Linked DNA regions of Homo sapiens: all the other regions are linked to region 1. Evidence: chromatin loops called from intact Hi-C (ENCODE). Cell type or tissue: B cell. All regions are shown on one strand.

Region 1 (5,000 bases):
TGGGAGACTGAGGCAGGTGGATCACCTGAGGTCAAGAGTTTGAGACCAACCCGGCCAACATGGTGAAACCCCATCTCTACTAAAAATACAAAAATTAGCCAGGCGTGGTGGCAGGCGCCTGTAATCCCAGCTACTCGGGAGGCTGAGGCAGGAGAATTGCTTGAACCCGGGAGACAGAGGTTGCAGTGAGCCGAGATCACACCACTGTACTCCATCCTGCCTAATAGAGCGAGACTCTGTCTCAAAATAAATAAATAAATAAATAAATAAGTAAAATGTGGTTGTCATTATCATAATAGTCACAACATATGGACAATAAGCTATGTGAATTCAACTACGTGTGCTTGGCAACTAAAAGAGAAATGGTACCATAGATAATTCTGCTAGTCCTTCTGCTCACTGAGTGTGTGTCCCAAAGAGAGGATGAGGTAGGAGGTGCTGGACTGCTGGATACTCAGTCACTCTCTGTCCTGTGAGCCTTTTTTTTTTTTTTTTTTTTTTTTTGACACGGAGTCTTGCTCTATCGCCCAGGCTAGAGTGCAGTGGTGCAATCTCAGCTCACTGCAACCTCTGCCTCCCGGGTTCAAGCAATTCTCTTGACTCAGCCTCCCAAGTAGCTGGGACTACAGGCGCATGCTGCCACGCCAGTCTAATTTTTTGTATTTTAGTAGAGATGAGGTTTCACCGTGTTGCCCAGGCTGTTCTTGAACTCTTGAGCTCAAGCAATCCACCCACCTTGGCCTCCCAAAGTGCTAGGATTACAGGTATGAGCCACGGTGTCCAGCCTTCTGTGAGCCTTTTTCAATGTGAGTGGAGGCTGTAGCATAAATGGATTTAATTTTTGCTTTACTCACTGTAATAGCAGGTGGAAAATATAGGGTGAGACTCACTCATAACTTGGCAGTTCAGTTTGTGTGTGTGTGAATACTTGGGGCACAGATGAAGAAGGGATGAACCAAGATAGGGTAATGGGAGTTCCAGGCCTTGGTGATTCTGTCTGCTACAGGATGATAGGCAGGCTCCATGACATTGACCGCTTGACCTTGGTCAGCAGGTAGGAGGGACATGTCGGGGACTGGTGGGGCTGATCCTTCCACCAACCTTCAGCCCCCAAAGATCACATGCACTTACTGGCCACACTGGAACCTTGTACCCTTGTACACGCCCAACACTTGAACGCCACTGTATCTTTGCTTATATTGAGTCTACCCCAGTGACACCTTCCCAGTCCCACTCACCTGCCCCCTTTCCTCTCTGAGTGTCTAAACCCTAGAAACCTGGAGCACAAACAGCAACAGATAATCTCGGTGACCGGCCACTCCAGTTTGCCCAGGACTGAGGGATTTCCCAGAATGTGGAACTTTCAGTGCTGAAAGCAAGATGGTTGCTCACCCTATTAGCCAGACAAGTGAGACATCCTTTACAGCCCACTTGAGATGGCTTCTGTTTTAAGAAGCCTTGCCTGGTCTCCTTAGCTGGGAGCAATCATTCTTTCCATCCAACTTCTCCCAGAACATTATGTGTGCCTGTCCATGCCTGAACTCCACACCCTACTTTCACCCCAGAATTTGAGCGAATGAGGCTATAACTGAGGACATCTTGTTATTGTGTGTCCCATATGCATCGGGGAGGGTCAGAGTGGGAGGTGGCAGCAGGCTTGGTGACCTCTCTGGGGCTCTGCTACTCAGCCCCTTTCCATAGCCGTAGAGTGTGAATTTCTGCAACACTGGCTCAGCTATCTCTCTTTGAAACATTTAATTACATGTAAAGATCTTGAAGGCTGCCTGTTACTTCCCAGGGAAGCCTTTCTTTTTCCTGCTCCTTCTGAAGCTGGCTGCTTGGAAAGTAATGAAACTGAACTGAAGCTGAAGCAACCAGGGGGCGTAGGCATTACTGAAAGGAAGAAGCATGAGGAAGAGATGAAAAGGGTGACAGGGAGATGGAGCCAGGGGAGGGGCAGGGAGTTAGAGGAAATATTCCCAGAGAGTGAGTGAAATGCAAATGGTGAGAAAACCAATGCGTGTGGGGAAGAGGGAGAAGCGGGCAGGAAAGATAGAGAAATGGGAGCTGGAATGGGCTGGGTCCCGCAGGTCCCAAGAAGAGAGGGGTAGGGTCACAGAGGAGAGGGGTGGCAGATGGGAAAAGAAAGGGCCCGGCAGAAAGGAACAGAAACAGGCAGCCAACCAAGAGCTTAGCAAAGAGGGATGTAAACAGCTTGTGGCTCCGGAATTTCAATACAGGAGAGGGGGGCTTAGGGCAGCCATTTGGTTGGAAGAGAATGGCCGGACCAGGAGGTAGGTTCTGAAGCTGCCTTGAGGAAACAAACGCTCTGCCCTTCTTAGCCTGTGCGACTATTTGCATGGCTTGGTGGAAGAACTGATGCAGGTTATGAGGCACCAAAGCTTCCAGGCACCCCTTGCTGCCACCTGTCCGGGGAGCAGCGCTGCAAAGATGGGAAGGCCGCATGGGCATCGGTTCCTGGCCCCTGCCCCAAGGAGAGCCTTCGGGGCTCCTGATCCCTGACTGTCCCGTCTCTTGCAGGCTGCGACAGCGACCACTGGGGGCCCCACTGCAGCAACCGGTGCCAGTGCCAGAACGGCGCCCTGTGTAACCCCATCACAGGCGCCTGCGTGTGCGCCGCCGGCTTCCGTGGATGGCGCTGCGAGGAGCTCTGCGCACCTGGCACCCACGGCAAGGGATGCCAGCTGCCGTGCCAGTGCCGACACGGTGCCAGCTGCGACCCCCGCGCCGGCGAGTGCCTCTGCGCACCTGGCTACACCGGCGTCTAGTGAGTCATGCGGCAGGACCTGGAGGGGCGGGACCTGGAGGGGCGGGACCTGGAGGGTGCCTGGGTGGGGAGGGTAGAGGAGGTGGAGGGGCTGGGGCGGGGCCTGGAGTGGCTGCCCTCACCGCAGCTGCACGCCCAGCCCTGGGCTCCTTGTGGGTGGGCTGGGTGGTGGGACCAGGAGGGATAGTCTTGGCTGTGAAATCTCCTGTGAGTCTAAATGCCCAGGCCTCACCCACGCAGGTCTCAGATTCCTTCCTTCCAGGACCGCGTTGACTGGTCCTTCCTGAGACTGCCCGAGTGGGCACTCCCTAAAACCCTCCCAGGAGGCCCTTCCTGGCAGAGACAGCCCTTATCTTGAAAGTCTCTTCTGACCTTACCCAAATGATGCTGCTCACCTGGGGCCTTCCCTTCTAGGGCATTTGGGACAGAGAGAGGTGAGGGTCCTAGGCAGATACCATGTACAGATTTGGGAGGATTACTCTGCCTGTTCCTCTCCCCTACTTTCTCTCCCCAGACACCAAACAGCCCCTCATTCCAGTTCCCCAGAGAGTAGTATTGACAGGAGACCTACAAGACTGCTTAGCTGAGACCCCCTCAGAGGCAAGATTGAAGTTCTCCTCCCAACCCTGTAGCAGACTCTGTGGCCTCTCCAACAGCCTAGATCCTGAGGGGTGGCCAAGGACTCTGACCACAGAGACGTTGTTGATTGAGGGTGTTCCCTACCCCGATGTCTGGCCAGCTCCCAAGTCCTAGTGAGCTAGAGGCCAGGGCCATTGGATGAAGGCCCAAGACCAAGACCCCATGCAAATCCTGCCCCACCCTTCAACAGCACCCAGTCCCTGCAAATGAGCCTGTCATGGGAGCTGGGAGCCTTCCTGAGCCTGGAAGGAACGTGCTCCAGATTCTTCCCCTCTCTGAATCTAGGTGGATTCTTAAAGATGGGATCCATGAGCACTTCTCAGTGCCTTCATTAATGCAATGACTTTGGCCTGGCATGCCCTTCCTTCCATTCTCCTGGTTAAATTAACTTCACCTTTAAGGCCCAAGTAAAATGCCTTCCTCCTTGGGAAGCCTTCCTCAGCCTCCTCCCCAGAATACTCTTCTGTACACTAAGAACACTTAAGTCATCCCACAAGTATTGGCCCAAGCACCCTACATTCCAATGTATTCAGTCTGAGCCTTGCTTCCCCCTCCTGGCAGGGAGCAGGACTGCAGTTCAGCGGATGCTGTGCCTAATACAGATCCATTAACTGCGGAGGAATTCCTAGGGAACCCTGGAGCACTGGGGCCCTGCCACCTGATCTGAATGCTGCTGTGTCTAACACCTCTGCTTCTCCATGCAGCTGCGAGGAGCTGTGCCCTCCTGGGAGCCATGGAGCTCACTGTGAGCTGCGCTGCCCCTGTCAGAATGGGGGCACCTGCCACCACATCACTGGCGAGTGTGCCTGCCCCCCAGGCTGGACGGTAAGTGGGCCCAAAGGATCTGGGTGGGGCACTGGAGGGCTGAGCCTTCATCACTCACACATACCTTAAAAGGCTAAACTAGCCGGGCATGGTACTCGTGACTGTAATCCCAGCACTTTGGGAGGCCGAGGCCCGCAGATCACTTGAGGTCAGGAGTTTGAGACCAGCCTGGCCAACATGGCGAAACCCCATCTCTACTAAAAATACAAAAATTAGCCAGGCGTTGTGTCATACGTCTGTAATCTCAGCTACTCGGGAGGCTGAGGCACAAGAATAACTTGAACCAGGGGGCAGAGGTCACAGCCAAGATCAATTTGCTGCACTCCAGCCTGGGCAACAGAGTGAGACTCTGTCTCACAAAAAAAAAAAAAAAAAAAAAAAAGCTGAATTCTTCTCCCACTCTGAATACCCTCCCTCCTATTTATCGCCATAGGGCATCACTAAACGCTGCCAGTGGTGCCATGGACACAGCTTTGAATCCCAGGTCTGCCATCTCTAAGTGCTGTGTGGTCTGAAGCAAGTTACTCACCTCTCTGAGCCTGTGGTCTCTCGTGTGCAAAGAAATTGAATTCTTCTTGTAAGATTAGCTTTGTCTTTGGGTGTGAGCACCCACATGAGCTGCCACAGGCCCTGGGCCAGAGGTGGCAGAAAAGGCTGGGAAAGGAGGAGAAACAGCAGGTATGGATGACCTGAATTTATCTAACTTCGCCCCCTGCACTTGCACACACACACACATTCTGATTCTGTG
Region 2 (5,000 bases), 80 kb after region 1:
CACTGGTCTAGACTGACCCAGATGTCCCTGATTACCGTTCTAGTCTTTCAGACCTAGTTTTACATACACCAAGACACAACCATTCCCTAACCAAGAACAGCTAGTCGTCTACAGTCCTTTTGGGGAGATGATTAGATGTGGGGTGAGCTCAGGGTAGGGGATGGTGGTAAGTACTGCATTCTGAACAAGACAGCGATAAGGCTGAGTCACTATCGGCCTTTGTTAGGATATACACAGCCCAAGAGAACTGTCTGAGGACAAAAGGTCATCCCCAGCCAGCCAACAGACATTACTCCCTTGGAAGCATTATTTTGGCAATTTTCTGTGTGTTTTGACTTAAACCATCCAAATGAGGAACAGTAGGTAAGGCTGAAAACAAAGAACAGTTCTATTTCGTGACTATGACCTGGCACCTCAGTTTCTTTCTCAAAAAGGTATAAGGATTGGGCAGAAAGCTCTCTAAGGGCCTTTCTAGCTGAAGAACACGCATGACTCAAGCATGAATAAACTCAGGACCAGAAACCCCAATAACTGAACACACAACTTTCCTATGCACTGTGTTGTCCTGTACATTGATTAGGGTGGTTACTTTCAGATTCGCAATCATACATGTAAAACAAAGCTCAGGAAAGCAGTGTCTCTGCCTCAGCATACATTTCATTACTATTGTGTAGAATCATATATCTGACCTCTGAGTGCAGGCGAGGGCTCAGCAGGCAGCCAGCCAGATCTTATTTTACCACTCTGGCTACAATCATCCTTTAAAAAGAAAAGAGAGCTATGTAAGCAAATGTACCAGCAGGTGTTGGGGACCAATACATCAGAATAAGAGAACTGAAAAAGAGGAAAATATGATGTCACAGTTCAGAACTTTATAACAATACTTACCAAAACATGGAATAAATCCCACTAATTGGCTAACGCCCCCCGAAATAAACACTTAATAAGCTAGTCTAGCACAAATGAAACTAGTTCCTAAAACTACTGGGCCAAACCAAATCAGAACTACTAAGAATTAAGAGTCTCAGTGTTCTCTGAACTCAGTGGGAAAAAGCCCTAGCCTAGGAGTTAAGGAATGTGGGTTGTAGTCCTAGTTCTTGCTGTATGGTGCTGACCAGGTCACAGCACTGTTTTCTGGGTCTTGGTTTCTTCCACTATAAAACGATGGGGCTGTACTAACAGCATCTCTGAGGCCCTTTCAAGCTCTGACATTCCAAAAGCCTTAGTCAATGCCTGCCCTTTCCCCTGTTACTTACTGAAGAACTCCACTCACTGTCATCCCGGAGGTTAAGGGAGACCACTTACACTGCTCAACACCCTTCTATTTCCCCTTCTCCCCCTAGCACAGTGATTCTGCAACAAACTGCCTCGTGTTCAATTCCTTGTCAGCCATTTCAAATTGCTATTCTCCATCGCCTTTATGATGCTGGAATCCTTGAGCCCACTGTTGCTGCCACTTTCCCCACCTGTGTGCTCGTTCCCATCTAACTTCCAAGTCTGTCTTTGCGTAAACTTGGGCTCTTAGGTAGTTAGGAGCCCAATGACATCCTGAAGATTACTTTTTAAAGCCAGTGTTCTGACCCCAAGACCTCCTCCTCCTATCTCTCAATCAAGAGAAGGATGCTAATTTATGGCCCAGGAAGAGAAGAGGCAGTGTGGCCTTCTATTAATAGTAGCAAGCCAAGAAGCAAGAGATGGATATTCGGTGCCTGGGTTTTTCCCTGACAGTTAAGTTGGGCCTTAGTGGAGGTTAGCATGCACCTAGAAGCCAAGGTGGGCTCAGATCCCACACACAAGGTGGCCCTGGAAAGTCACTGCCTCTCTCTAGATTTGATGCTCCCTTTATAAAATGAAAATGTTTAGTTCATCTCAGAAGCCCCCTCTGTCTCTGACAGTGTATGACTATGTGGGGAGGCAGGAACCAGATGAGACCAAATGCCAGGGCATTACAGGACCAAGCCGCCAATCCTGATGCAAATGACAAGCCTTGGAGGAGTGACTCCCAGAGCTTGGGTAGCCTGGGTTGATGCTTCCTCTTTCTTTGCAAAATGCCCTGAAGGGCTGGGACTGGGACAGGGGTGGGGCTATGAAAGGATGAGGAAGTATCTAAGAGCAGCTGGTTATTCTTCCACTCAACCCTGCCCTCCCCTCTTGCAGGCAGGTGGATGACTCAGCTGGAGAACAAAGTGGCTTCCTGAGGTGGAGTTTCCAGCTTGCCCAGCCCTTCCCCATTCTCCAGTCCCAGTAGAGATGGGGTACAGAAGAGTCCATAATTCAACACCCTTTTCTCACCACCCAGCCAACACATACATGCACTGCTCCATCCTCTGCTCCTGTATGGAAGATACTTCCCCCTGAGCTTAGCCCCTCCCCACAGACATCAACTTCTCTTTTATCCATTTAGGATCATCCCCTGCTCCAGAGCCAACAATTGATTCCCCAAAACTTTAAAGTAGCCCCGACTTTTCTGGTGAAAATGAGAAGAGGCACTATCAACTGGCCGAGGTTCTTTTAGGCATTGAACTTCAAGGCTCTCCTACTGCCCTAACTCAGTCATGGGATATCCACAAAAAACTTAAGAGCTTAGCCTTTTTCTCTCAGCTGGGCTTAGCCCCATAGATGAAAGACATTCCTTGTTAAGGGTAAGGTGTAGCTGCTGCAGATACAGTTTGCCTTTAGAGATATGGACAGGAGCCCTGGATAACAAGACACGTAGTGAGGGAAAACATCTTGATTGGTATCAAGAGAAGACAGGGGTTGAGTCCTGACTAAACTATTTACTAACATTAGGAATTATATTAGCAAATTTTCTGAGCTTCAGATTCCTCATTCTAAAGTAGAAACAACAGTCCTTTCTGCCCAGCCCTATTCACGATGTAACAAGTTTCAAATGACCTAATTGGAATGAAGACTATACGTGCTACATAAAGTGGTTATTCCTCACATGTTAGAAAATATGCAGTTGAGGCAGCTGCAATAGCTTTTCTTTAAATACTACTAGTCCTCAGCTTCCAAACCAGAAGCTCTGTGCCTTACTGCCTTACTCCTTGACTGGTGAGTTCAGAGTAAGGTGGAGCTGCTGCAGATACAGTTTGCCTTTAGAGATAAGGACAGGAGCACTGGATAACAAGACACGTAGTGAGGGAAAACATCTTGATTGGTATCAACTAAGAGACAATAGGGGTTCAACTACTTACTAACATTAGGAATTATACTAGCAAATTTTCTGAGCTTCAGATTCCTCATTCTGAAGTAGTAATAGTCCTTTCTGCACAGCCCTATTCATTATGTAACAAGTTTCAAATGACCTAATTGGAATGAAGACTATAATTGCTACATAAAGTGGTTATTCATCACGTTAGAAAATATGCAGTTGAGGCAGGTGCAATAGCCTTTCTTTAAATACTACTAGTCCTCAGCTTCCAAACCAGAAGCTCTGTGCCTTATTGCCTTACTCCTTGGCTGGTGAGTTCAGAGAACCCAAAGTGGGACAGATGGGCCATGCTGGGGTTCTTGGACTTACCACCACTTCCTTGTACTAAAAAACTAAGTACCCTCTAAGGGGCAAATTTATGTGGTTTGGGCAGGTCACAGTCAAGGGTCCAAGCAGCTATGTAGAAATGAAGTCACCTGTGCACATGGGGTCTCCATACACAGATGTGCCATCCTTGTCGACATCTAATAAAAATATATATGAAGTTGGTAGGTGTCTCAAATAAGTAACTTAGTGAAATCAGGGCACTAGTGCAGCATTTGAAATAAAAGTCAACCAGCATCTGGGCCTATATCTGGCCTCCCTTTAGGCCTTGCTGGTGCTAGCTGAGATCGTTCAGTGTCTCGCAAGGATGTTTTCTCCTTCTCTCTAGAGTCATATGCTAAAGAGGCCACAATCTTAAGACGTGACTAAAGCCAATATCCCTCTCTACTTCTGGGCTAAATTGTGATGGAAAATGCTGAGCCTGGTTCTACAGAGTTTGCTCTGCTAGTGATAAGCAGTGTGATCCTGAGGAAGTCAATTTCCACTCTAAATCTCATAAGCAATGACTTCCTCAATAAGCAATGAGAGGAGAAGGAGAGAGAGAATTATTGCTCTACCTATACCACAGAGTGTTGTGTGAACACTTGAAGGAACTAATGGCTGAACATATTTTTGTACAAGATTGAGGAAATACTATCTGCTGAAACAAACATCAACAGAATGGACATCTACTTTAACAGAAAAGTAAATACTCTTCCAACCAGTTGCCTTTTATGGGAGATAAGACTACTTGTGGTGGCACACATCTAGCTACTTCAGCCATACGGAGTGTTCTGCTTTCAGGGTCCCAAGGTACATCTAAGACATCCATTGAGTTACATTATCACTTTCACTTTTTACCATTTTCATTACTCTCACAAATTGGAGACAGCATAAATAGCAGCCCAAAATGTAAACTGTGGTAGTTCTAGTGACAGATCATCCAAGAATTTCACCATCTGCTACCTTTCACAGAAATTTAGTGCTGAGACGCCTTTTAGATCACTTCTATCAACTCAAGCAGCTCAGTGCTTGTGTCTAGATCCCTTGTCTAGCAGAGCTTCACAGAAGAAGGTCAGAGCTGCTAGATTAGAGTTTACTGCTCTTTCCAGGCAAATCCTGCCTTGCCTGGGACTATCTGCAGGAGTCAGTGATCTTCCCCAAACAGAGAATGGTACAGAGGCTGAAAGAGGGAATCCCCTTTCCTTCCGTAACTCCCAGTCACTAAAGAACCCATCTTCCTCCAGTGAAACTACAGTACCTCATTTCATATTTGGAAACCAGCCTGCATCCTTTTGTACTCTGAAGTCTCGGGGATGGTACAACTATACAACTGAGAGGTGGCAGGAAAGGAAGCATGAGCTCTAGTATCAGAAAGATACTGCTGAAATAGGTTTCAGTTAGCATTGACAAGAACAGGGGGGTAAGCAACCCAAGAACACGTTACAGGCTTGCTAGAAAACAGGAACTTTCCAAAGGCTAG
Region 3 (5,000 bases), 60 kb after region 1:
ACAGTTTTATGGTTTCCACTTTCCCAAGCTCCCTCTAGTCAATCTATGATGCCTGTCCAGGGTTCACCTCTTGGGCACCTGAACCACCACTGGGAGAGACCCCTGTCAATGGGTAAAATATGGCAAATATGGCTGCCAGATCCCATTCCCTGGGGAGGAAACCACTTGCCCCCCCCCCCACCCACACCCCACCTACCCACCCGCAACCATTTCCCAGAGAGTGGCATCTGAAGCCTCTACCCTGCTGCAAAACTGAGACATTACAGGGAGGGAGCACAGATGCTGGGCTAGACTGAGGAACAGGAGGATGAGTAAAGCCTGTTGCATCTCCCTCCCTCTCCCCTCTCCGGTGGTTCCACCCTCCCTCCCCTCTCCTCGCCAGCCCAGGTGGGCTTGTACAATTCCAGTCTGCCTCTAAATTGGTCCCACTGCTCTCCTGCTGCTGGTAGGGCTGGCTCTGTTCACTGGGCATGAGTGTCTTTCTCCTTTCTTTCTCTTTCCCACAATCACTGTCCTTATAACAAGGCAGACATGATTTTTCAGCTAATTCTGCCCCTCTCTGAGCCTCTGATATTCACCTGCTGAAGCCAAGCCAATCTCCTGGGCTCACATGTTCCATTTCCCTAATGCATGTCAGACTGGAAGCCTTTCTGCCTGGGAAGAAAACCTACCCCAGAGCTGGGGCATCCAGCCTCAGGCCTTTTAAAATTCCTTCTTCACCTTCAGGCTGTAGGGAACCTAACAAACATTTCCTCTACCTGAGCCCAAAAAGACTATTATAGACTTTGTTCCTTTTTCTTATTGAGAAATTCCATCCATTCCCCCATAAGCCTCTGTCAAACTGAGGGTCATTAAATCAAATTGTTGGGTTACAACTAGCATTTTAAAAGCTGAAATCGAATACATCATAGTACAGAGAAAACATCAGAGTCCAACATACATAGTGACAGTAAATGTAATTTTTGCAAAGTACTGGTTTCTATTGTATGTATGCATGAATGATACACATACTGCGCTGAGGAGTCTGGTCAGAAGAATCTGAAAAGATCCTACCTACTCTCTGAGCCCCTCCCTGGGTGGGTTGGCAGGGACCCAGCAGCACCAGTGGCTCCTGGGCTAACATGCGTGGGCATATGGCTCACTCCCAGCTGGCACTTACTTGCCCATAGTTGGTTCCTCCCGGTCCTGTTCTTGGATGCCATACAGAAGAGGCCCTTGTGATCTGGTCCCTTCTTACTCCCACAATCTCATCTCTTGCCGTACCCCATTTTGCACTTTGTGGTTCAGCCACACTTGCTATTTGTAATTTCTTTCAAGACATGATTCTTTCTCCTGCCTCCTGCTCTTTGTACATATAATTTCATTTGCTTGGTCAATTCCTCCTCGACTTTTAGAACTCTGGACATCACTTCTTCCTGAAAATCCTCCATGACCAGCCAAGCCTCAGCCGGGTTTCTCCTCTACATTCCTGGATGCACTATGCTTGCCTCCACCTCTTCATACTGCACTGTCCCCCTTCCCTCCATTCTTCCCTTCATCCTCACCTCTCTTACCACTGACCCGAGTCTGCCTCTGGCCCACAGGCATCCGCTGTGACAGCACGTGTCCACCTGGCCGCTGGGGCCCCAACTGCTCTGTCTCCTGCAGCTGTGAGAATGGAGGCTCCTGCTCCCCAGAGGATGGGAGCTGCGAGTGTGCCCCTGGCTTCCGAGGACCCTTATGCCAGAGAAGTAAGGCTAATCCCCTGACCCCGAAGAGCTCAGAGGGCTAATCCTCCCTAGCCCTCTCCAGTTGGAACTAGCCATGGCCTGAGAGAGGCTGGGCTCTTGAATCAGCCCCCATCTCTTCCTTCCCTCTAGTCTCTCCCTCTGCAGTTCTGTCCCCAGGTTTGGGGCCCAGCCCAGCTACTCAATGGAAACAGGGCCACACCACAGCTCTTCTCTGCAGAAAGGGATGCGCCCTCCAAGATGAGGGAAGGATGCAGGTCTCCCCATGTTTCTGAGAAGTGTGGAACAGGAAGGGTAGCTAGGCTGGCTGGGGTCTCTTGGGCTGCTGACCACCATCTTCCCTTCACCCTCAGTCTGCCCCCCTGGGTTCTATGGCCACGGCTGCGCCCAGCCATGCCCCCTCTGCGTGCACAGCAGCAGGCCCTGCCACCACATCAGCGGCATCTGTGAGTGCCTCCCAGGATTCTCTGGAGCTCTCTGCAACCAAGGTACTGTCTCCAGTGGGAAGGTACTGGGTGGGGAGGTGAGAGGTTCTGGGAGGAAAGTGGCAGGGAAGGAAGGGCTTGGGGATTTTCATCATACGCTATGGAGGTAGCTCCTTCCCTCTTCAGGACTTGGGCTGCCTTTATGAGAATTGAGCCCCACATGGCATGAGACAAAGGCCCTAACACAGTTAACAGCCTCACAGAAGTGAAATGATTTGTCTGTGATTTCGCAGCTAGCAAGTGGCAGAAACAAATTCTGATTCCGACATGCATGCTGAAGGGATGAAAAGTGAAACAAGCACAGAGATCTGCATCAGAAGTGGCACCATGTGGTCTGTGCCGAGTGCCAAGGGTAAAGGCAGAGAATGCTGTGGGAGTGCAGAGGAGCTGGCTCTGGCTGGAGATGGCAACTTCCAAGCCCTTCTCCCCGTCATATTCAGGCCACCATCCCTAATCCCTCCCCATATGCTTTCCTGACTTGACCTCAGAATCCTTCACAATACCGACTCCAAGAACTGCTACCACTCAGCAGGAGTTGAAAAGAGATATAAAGCTTATTTGCATTGGTGTTCCACCCTACCAGCTCTTTGTGGGGGAAAAACCCTGATCTGTAACATCTGCAGATTTTTAAAATATAAATATTCCTACCACGGCTGATTTTAAGGTACCAATGGTTTAACATCATTCACAAAATTCCCAAATATTGAACAACCAGTGAGAAGGTAGGAGCTGCCTCCACACATCATTGCCTATTGCCATCCCTGGCTTTCTTAGGACAAGACAGTGTGGATTTGGGTGAAGGCTCCATGGACCATGCAGGACTTCAGCTGGGCCTTAGCTTGAAAGGTGGAAAAGGAAGAAAAGCATTCTGTGTAGAGGAAGCAGCTTGGGCAAAGCACAGAGACATGGGCATGCTACAGGGAACAGCTGATGGATATGGTAGCTGGGGGTGGGAAATGGGGCTCAGAAGGTAGGCTGGGACCTTCAGAACAGGTTTGAACACAAGGTTACAGAACTTGCATTCTAACCTGAAAGGAGTGAAGGGAGCTTAGGGTAAGTTAAACTTAGGGCTAAAAGCAACTTCAAGGTCATCTATGCAAGAAATCTCATCTGGACTCTGCTTAAATACTTCTGTTGACTGAGAGCTCACTACCTCCCAGGGGAACCCATTCTTTTGATGAATAATCACTGCTGAGCTGGGCTATTTTTGCAAGTGTGTGGGCTGTTAATATGTATGAATAGAAAGTTTACTACATGATGCTTTGAGGTCATGAGAAGTTTGAGCCCCAGAGAAACATATGTGACAGTTTCATTTACTTGCAGCCCTCCTAGGATGGTTTAATCATAACCTGACATGTCGAGGTTCACTTATTAAACACAGGAGACTAGGCCATCAATACAGATAGTCTAGGTCTAAATTAGGACCCATGCAGCCCGAGGAGTAACTCTCAGATGCTGCGTTGTCTGATTTATCGCCCACTGGCCTAATGAGTATTTCCCACATATAGATCTAATGGAGTTTGCTATTAATGGCAACTGCCCTGGTTAAGTCTTAAACCTTGTAAAAAATTGAACTGACACCTTCTAATGACTGGCTTTCCAGCAAGTTACAAATTACAGACACTGCTTACGCAGAATCATTAAACACAGATTAAATATAACCAGATGTTTTCTTTTCACCAGCCCCCCTTCTGTCCACTGCCCCTCTCTTTGCCTTACTCTTGATTCAGCTAAGAAGTCGACCAATTAATGGATTAGATTGATCATATTAGCAGTTCTGTGGGTAAATTTGTTGGCCTCATGTATGTGAGAAAGACTTCAAAGATAAGACTCTTGTTAGAGAAGCTCAGAGTTCATTTTGGGGGTAGGGTAGGGGGAGCAGCTCTGGCACCCTACTCCCCACAGAGGGCCAGGACTTGGGGATGGGTTCCCCAAATCAAGCACCTCCCAGAGGTAGGAAAGAAGAGGCTGGGCAGCCTGCTTTTCAAAAAGCTGGAGCCTGAGCTGCAAACAGGTGAGATGCATGTCACCCTCTTGGCACTGGAACTTCCTGGAAGGGAGCCAAGGTTTCTGCCAGGGGAAGCATGGGGCCCCAAATCAGCCAGCCTGCCACAGCTACTAACCATGGTCCTAGGACAGTCGGTGAGGGTTCCCATTCCCACCTCAAAGATGAGGAAACAGAGAGTTTGCTCAAAGGCACTTAGCCAGCAAGCAGTACAACTTCCTAGTTGTGTGACCTTGGGCAAGTTACTTAACCTGCCTCAGTTTCTCATCTACAAAGCAGAGTTAATGATAAGGCATAATAGTGAGACTATATAATAGTATTCCAAGAGTAAGTGAACTAAATACAGGCATACCTTGTTTTATTGTGCTTCACAGAAACTGCATTTTGCTTGTTGTTTTTTGTTTTGTTTTGTTTAAATTAAAAGTTTGGCCGGGTGCAGTGGTTCACATCTGTAATCCCAGCACTTTGGGAGGCCAAGGCTTGAGGTCAGGAGTTCGAGACCAGCCTGGCCAACATGGTGAAACCCTGTTTCTACTAAAAATACAAAAATTAGCCGGACATGGTGGCGCGTGCCTATCTGGGGAGGCTAAGGCAGGAGAATCGCTTGAACCTGGGAGGAAAAGGTTGCAGTAAGCCGAGATTGCACCACTGCACTCCGGCCTGGGCAACGTAGCGAGACTCTGTCTCGAAACAAAAAAACCAAAGGTTTGTGGCAACTCTGCCTTAAGCAAGCCCTGTCGGTGCCATGTTTCCAACACCACGTGTACACTTCGTGTCTGTGTC

Evidence for each region. Hi-C counts contacts between places; a loop is a spot of excess contacts. Peaks named below come from ENCODE experiments on the same cell type or tissue, not always from the same donor. Only the 100,000 strongest peaks of a DNase experiment are listed, where the experiment ranks them.
Region 2: a loop joins it to region 1, with 22 times the contacts of the local background. A loop is called at or near these places in 3 of 110 quality-filtered maps.
Region 3: a loop joins it to region 1, with 4 times the contacts of the local background. A loop is called at or near these places in 3 of 110 quality-filtered maps.

What each region holds. Positions count from the first base shown.
Region 1 is chr15:65,980,030-65,985,029 of GRCh38, reverse strand. It overlaps MEGF11 (multiple EGF like domains 11), which reads left to right. Exons shown (of 26, transcript NM_001385028.1): 6 at 2,542-2,788; 7 at 4,132-4,252. Among named protein-coding and RNA genes, the nearest start is that of MIR4311, 58 kb to the left of the region's middle. RefSeq lists enhancers at 2,428-2,928, 3,719-4,219, 4,220-4,720. In B cell, CTCF peaks have their summits at 2,334, 2,546 and 3,968 (motif pointing left); DNase peaks (open chromatin) are centred at 2,699 and 3,899; H3K4me3 peaks cover 1,215 bases; H3K27me3 peaks cover 2,396 bases.
Region 2 is chr15:65,899,695-65,904,694 of GRCh38, reverse strand. The region is part of intron 24 of MEGF11 (multiple EGF like domains 11); the gene reads left to right. Among named protein-coding and RNA genes, the nearest start is that of RAB11A, 33 kb to the right of the region's middle. RefSeq lists enhancers at 1,241-2,032, 2,119-2,338 and a silencer at 2,035-2,199. In B cell, no CTCF peak of the experiment used is centred here; a DNase peak (open chromatin) is centred at 2,074; H3K27ac peaks cover 788 bases.
Region 3 is chr15:65,919,553-65,924,552 of GRCh38, reverse strand. MEGF11 (multiple EGF like domains 11) reads left to right here. Exons shown (of 26, transcript NM_001385028.1): 14 at 1,584-1,730; 15 at 2,081-2,215. Among named protein-coding and RNA genes, the nearest start is that of RAB11A, 53 kb to the right of the region's middle. RefSeq lists an enhancer at 2,194-2,763. In B cell, no CTCF peak of the experiment used is centred here; DNase peaks (open chromatin) are centred at 2,652 and 4,252; H3K4me3 peaks cover 846 bases; H3K27ac peaks cover 1,941 bases.